2 separate regions of the Homo sapiens genome follow, and region 2 is linked to region 1. A link is a contact called in ENCODE POLR2A ChIA-PET data. All regions are on one chromosome and are shown on one strand. Each heading gives the region's core, a stretch centred on a gene start or an enhancer-like site at or near the end of the contact. The rest is flanking DNA. Distances are from core to core; before and after follow the strand shown. Region 1 holds the start of EXOC6 (exocyst complex component 6). Region 2 overlaps SORBS1 (sorbin and SH3 domain containing 1).

Region 1 (2,700 bases), core at 98-2,597:
TTTCCTGGGCATCTGAATACTCTCCCCTCCCCATTCTACAAATAAGGAAACCGAGATCCAGAGAGGTTAAATAATTTTTTTCCATGACTGCACATTTCATCAGAGGCAGAATTAGGGCAAAACAAGAACCCAGGCCTCCTGACTCTTAAGGGCAAGGTGTATTTACATAACTTGAACTGGCTTCAATTTACACTATATTCACAGGTCCACAAACTGTACAGCGCTCTATTCTAGGAAGTGTATTCTGAAGAATACTAATGATAAAGCATAATCAGTCTCAAGTTCCCTAAGTGAATAATAACTTCATTTATCATTATTATCACTCCAAAAGATGAAACCTTATATGTAAAAGGAACTTATTCTTGAAGACAGTGCCTAACCTAACCCATGGCTCATTACGTTGCCTGGCTAATAATATTCTATTGGAACAGCAGGTACTCAGTTTGGCATGGAATATGCATTACCTAGTACTATTCTTAAAATGAATGGGGAGGAACTCGATTTAAACGGAAAAATTAATGCAATTTTAATGAAATGTTTGTAAATAAGTAAAAGCTGTTCTGCCTCCAAAGCAGCTTAGATCCCGCGAGCGCAGGGTCACCCTAGCGTGTTCCCAAGCAGCAAGCAGCTGCTCTCCTCCAGCCCACGCTCTCTTCTCCAGCCCACGCTCTCTTCTCGCCCACTGCGGCCGCGCGGGGGAGTAGGGGGAAAGCGGGCCGGCGTCTCCCGCTCAATTTCAATTCTCCCACGCCCGCGGCAGCCCGGCGCGCCAGGCTTTCCACCCGCGCGCGACCTGGCACCTCCGTCACGCCGGGTGCCTGCTGTCGACCCTAGCCTGGCATGCCCGCGGCCGAGCAGCCCTCAGCCCCACCACGAGCGAGACGGGGGCAGGCCCCAGAAGTGTCCTCGGGCCCGGGGGCCGCAGCCAGGAGGAGAACGCGGGGCCGCAGCGCGGGGCCCGGGGTTAGAGACCCTGCAGCAGCCACACCCACCGGCTGCGGGGTGACAGCTACAGCGGTGGAGGCAGGCCGCGCCGACAGGTGCAGCCGCCTTCTCGGTCCCGCCCGGGTACCGGCTAGAGTTCCGCCACCCGCGAGCGCCCCCGCCCGCCCCCGCGCGCACCACCTGTCGGGGAGCTTCGCGCGCGGCCGGCGGCGGACGCCCCGCCCGGCTCGTGAGGAGCGGCCGGCGTGGGGCGGGGGGCCGAAGTCCCGGTGGGATGAGATCTTTACCGGAGGGTGGGCCCCACACAGGCGGTGTCGGTGCTCTCGATCTCCTGCAAGATCCGCTCGTGCTCGGGGACGGTGCCCAGACTCTCGCTGTTCTCCGCCATTTTGGCTGGAAGCTGAGGAGCCAGCGAGGCGCGGCGCCGCGGGAACGACGGGGGCGAGCTCCAAGTGGCGCGAGCGCGAAGGGGCGGGGCGGGGGCGGGGCGCTCGGGCCGGCGGCGCGGGGGCGCGCGGAACGCCGGGCAGAAGGCGCGCGACCCGGTTCCCGCCCCCGCACCTGCAGGAGTGAGCGGGGGCTGTGAGCTGGGGCTACGGGCGGCGGCCGGGTACCCAGCTGGCCTCCTGCCCTCTCTCGCGACTAGTCCCTCCTGGGCGTCTTGTGCCTGGCCTTTGGGCTTTAACATATCTCCTTGTCTTCTGTGTGTGCCACACCCTGTGCCACACGCGGGGGTACCGTAGTAATCAGCAAGGTGGACACTCAGATCATCACCCTGAATCTGTAATAAGAGCCACGGGGACATTTAACAAGGGCCTGATGTACTCTGGGTCGTGGGGAGTCAGAGAAAGGAAAACATGCACTCACGAAAAGCAAAATTGCATGTGATAGTAAGATTTATTTTAGGAACGAATAAAGATCCCAGTTGACCATGAAGACCGCTCCAGGTGGATTCATGTCCCCGCCTGCAAGAAGTCCACAGCGGCCAGTCAACTTGGAAATAAATTATAAGCGACATAAAAAATTAAATGATGAGAAGTTAAGACACTTGATGGCAGAGATACCAAAAAAAAAAAAAAAAAAAAAGGCCCAGGGCGATGTGTAATTCATACCAAAGTCCGTGAACTCAGGTGCCCCCAGGTCAGAGTAGCTGGGTTGAGAAGGGGTGAGAGCTCTTGAAAGGGGGTTAGCAGCAGGGAGGTGGGAGAGAGAGGCAGGGAGGCTTGGACAAAGGTATCAGTGTAGAAAAAAGTCGTGCTTAATGACATGTTTGTGGGACACTGAGTAAACCAGTTTGTCATGATCAAAGCAGGGAGGAAGGAAGACTAAACAGGAACAGAATGGAAACCTAGCCTGAGGAACAACTACTTTCTGCTCTACATTAATCCAGGGCTTTGAAAAGCTTCCCTTTGAGTCAACCAAGCTCTTTATCCAGCTGTGTAACTCACTCACCCTTAGTGAGCTTTTACTTGAAACCTACCTCCAGCCTCCTCCCCACAAACATCCTGGGAGGTGGTATTGTGCAATAGTTAGAGCATGAGCTCTGAAGACCAGTGTCCGAAGACATTAATTCTTGGATTAATATCACTTGACAGCTGTGTGACATTGGGCAAGAACCTAGTTCTTTTATATGTCAGTTAAATGACTGTAAATGACAATGGCAGTGTCTGCCTCATATTGCTGTCCCATGGTGTATGAGTTTTCCATTGTTGCTTTAACAAATCACCACAAATTGAGTAGCTTAAAATGACTCAG
Region 2 (2,700 bases), core at 119-2,618, 2.6 Mb before region 1:
AGGGGCACTGAGCCTCTGGCCTGGTACTGATGGTTGTGAACAACACAGCCCTTTCCCCTTCTTTCCTGAGTTTTCACACCACATGGGTATGAAGACAAATCGCTTACCATCTGTCTGGGAGGGAGGCTTTGAATCAGAAAACTCTCAGGATGAAAAGAGGTGCGTGGGTCCCCTTGCTTAGGGCTTCTCAGTCTATGTGCGTCGGATCCTGAGAGTCTTGTTAACTTGCAGGTTCAGCCTCAAGAGGTTTGGGGTGGAGGAGACGAGATTCTACATTTTCAGCAAGCTTGCTAGGCATACCAGTGCCACTGGCCCACCGACCACATTGAGAACTAGAGCTCAGAGGTTCCCAGACTTACGGACACATGAAGCAGTCTAGGGATCACCCTAGGGTTTTTCATTCTAATGCTTTAAAATAACACCACTAGAAAGTGGCCACTGTTACCTGTGTTGCATGTCATCCTATGAAAGAAAGGCTATTTCACACCTCAAAACTGGAGACAACATAGTCTTTTTTTTTTTTTTTTTTTTTTTTTTTGAGACAAGGTCTCACTCTGTTGTTGAGGCTAGAGTGCAGTGGTGCAGTCATGGCTCACTTCATCCTCAACCTCCCAGGCTCAGGTGATTCTCCCACCTCAGCCTCTCGATGCCAGTAGTTGGGACCACAGGCGTGTGCCACCACACCTGGATAATTTTAAAATATTTTTTGTAGAGACGGGGTTTTACCATGTTGCCTAGGCTAGTCCTGATCCCCTGGGCTCAAGGGATCTGCCTGCCTCGGCCTCCCAAAGTGCTGGGATTATAGGCATGAGCCACCGTGCCTGGCCAACGTGGTCTTTTTCATTTATTTATTTATTTATTTTTTGAGGCAGGGTCTTTCTATGTCACCCAGGCTGGAGTTCAGTGGCACGATCTTGGCTCACTGCAACCTCTGCCTCCCAGGTTCAAGTAATTCTCATGCCTCAGCCTCTGGAGTAGCTGGGATTATAGGCGTGTGCCACCACGCCTGGCTAATTTTTGTATTTTTTAGTAGAAATGGGGTTTCGCCATGTTGGCAACATGATCTTTTAAGTGGAATACATTCACTTCTGCCAGCTGGAGCTCAGCAGCCTTCAGTGTAGTGTGTGGGAACCGTAGGTCCCCTTAGTACCAATAGGGCCCTTTGACATAACAGACAAGGAAACTGAGGCCGAGAGGTTTAGTGAATTGGCCATTGTCATCTGAAAGTTGCTGGCAGAGCTGAGGCCAGAGCTGCACTGGGCTTCTGCATGTTCAGCCAGTACGAACCTCATCCATGTGGCAGAGGTGGCCAGGCACCGCTTCCCAGGCTGTGAGCTCCTGAGCTGCTCGCTGTTTACTTCTGGTTCACACTGATTGTAGCAGGAGGGTGGGAACGCAGCCAAGGGGAATGATGACAGTACCCACGGGTTGGCAAATGTTCTATTTTTATCTATGTGGCTGCTTTATATTTAGCGGCTGTGGAAGGTAAAGGTCATTTTTGTACTCTCATCTCATAGCACGTACACATTAGGACTCCACAAAGGAGATGTGGCTTCCCTTCCACATGAGTGCCCAGGATGGTGAGAAACCAATAACCCTTCAATGCCAAGGACCAGCAAGGTCTTGATGACTAGAATTGGAATGAACTCTGGACTAGGAGTCAGGGATCCAGGTTCTAGATCCAGCTGATTTTCAGTGTTATCTTGGGCGATTTGTGCCCCTTATCTGAAGTTTCTCGGCCATTGCTGATTTTTTAAGGATTTTTCTTGTACTCCGGACAAGCCAGATTACTATAGTGACTAAGGCCAGGCTTTCGTTTCCTCCTCTGTACAATGGGAAAGAATAATCGTACCCAACTACTAGAGTTGTTGCAAAGTTTACAAGTGTTATTTGCAAAAGCGCTAAAACAGCGCCTGGCATTTAGCAAGCTCTCAGGAGACGGTCACTGTCATGGTTGTGATTATAATTACATTTCCCTCAAAAGGTACCAAGACTGGGGTCATATAAGGCCTTGCTCACTTGAAGCTGGAGGGTTGGATGGATTCCCTTCTATGATGGAATCATCTTGAGATAAGATGTAAACAGCTAGAAAATTGTGGCAGTCCCCTGAATCCTGGTGTAGATCTGGAAGCGGGGCAGGCTGGGAGACACCACACTGGCATAATGGGAGCCACGCTAATACCCCTGCAGTCAGCTGGCTGCATGCACATTGTACCATCTAAGTCCAGAGGACAGTGAGGACTCAGGGTTGAGATCCTAACGAGTTATGCCAGGGCTTCTTGGTCTTACTATGTGCTGTATAAATCTTACTTACACTGTGTGTTCTTTTATCACAGAACAGCAAAAACGACTCAGTAGCCTTTCAGGTAGGTGAGAAATATTTATTTATGTGTTAATCCCTGTTCCTGTTGAAACCGTCTTCCGGTCACCGCCCGATATTCAATCAGCAATATCTTCCAAGATCCTCTGATGTCTTGGGGAGACTCTTTGTTGCTGGACTACCAAGATGATGAAAATAGGCATAGTTCCTGCCTCCCTGGAGCTTGCAGGGTGGTGGACAGACCAGACCAGTGAGCCACACTAGTAAACATGTCCCATGGAACTGTGATAAGGGCCTTGATGGATAAGAACAGGATGTTCTGGGTTAAAAAGAACCAGGAGTCCAGCTTTAGATGCAGTGTTCATGGCAGGCCTCTCTGA

Evidence for each region. ChIA-PET counts read pairs that join two places held with the same protein, here RNA polymerase II (POLR2A).
Region 2: POLR2A ChIA-PET joins it to region 1 with 11 read pairs in K562. The contact joins the enhancer-like site here to the promoter of EXOC6 in region 1. POLR2A ChIA-PET finds 5 or more read pairs at or near these places in 2 of 52 experiments (K562 and OCI-LY7).

The regions. Positions count from the first base shown.
Region 1 is chr10:92,847,167-92,849,866 of GRCh38, reverse strand. It overlaps EXOC6 (exocyst complex component 6), which reads right to left and starts at 1,347. Exons shown (of 22, transcript NM_019053.6): 1 at 1,233-1,347. The coding sequence starts at 1,333. RefSeq lists silencers at 901-1,240, 1,381-1,530.
Region 2 is chr10:95,405,784-95,408,483 of GRCh38, reverse strand. SORBS1 (sorbin and SH3 domain containing 1) reads left to right here. Exons shown (of 33, transcript NM_001034954.3): 11 at 2,337-2,366. Among named protein-coding and RNA genes, the nearest start is that of PDLIM1, 120 kb to the right of the region's middle. Within about 2 kb of position 1,368, at least 20 of the 41 ENCODE cell types and tissues checked have a DNase peak (open chromatin) inside an H3K27ac peak, as active enhancers do.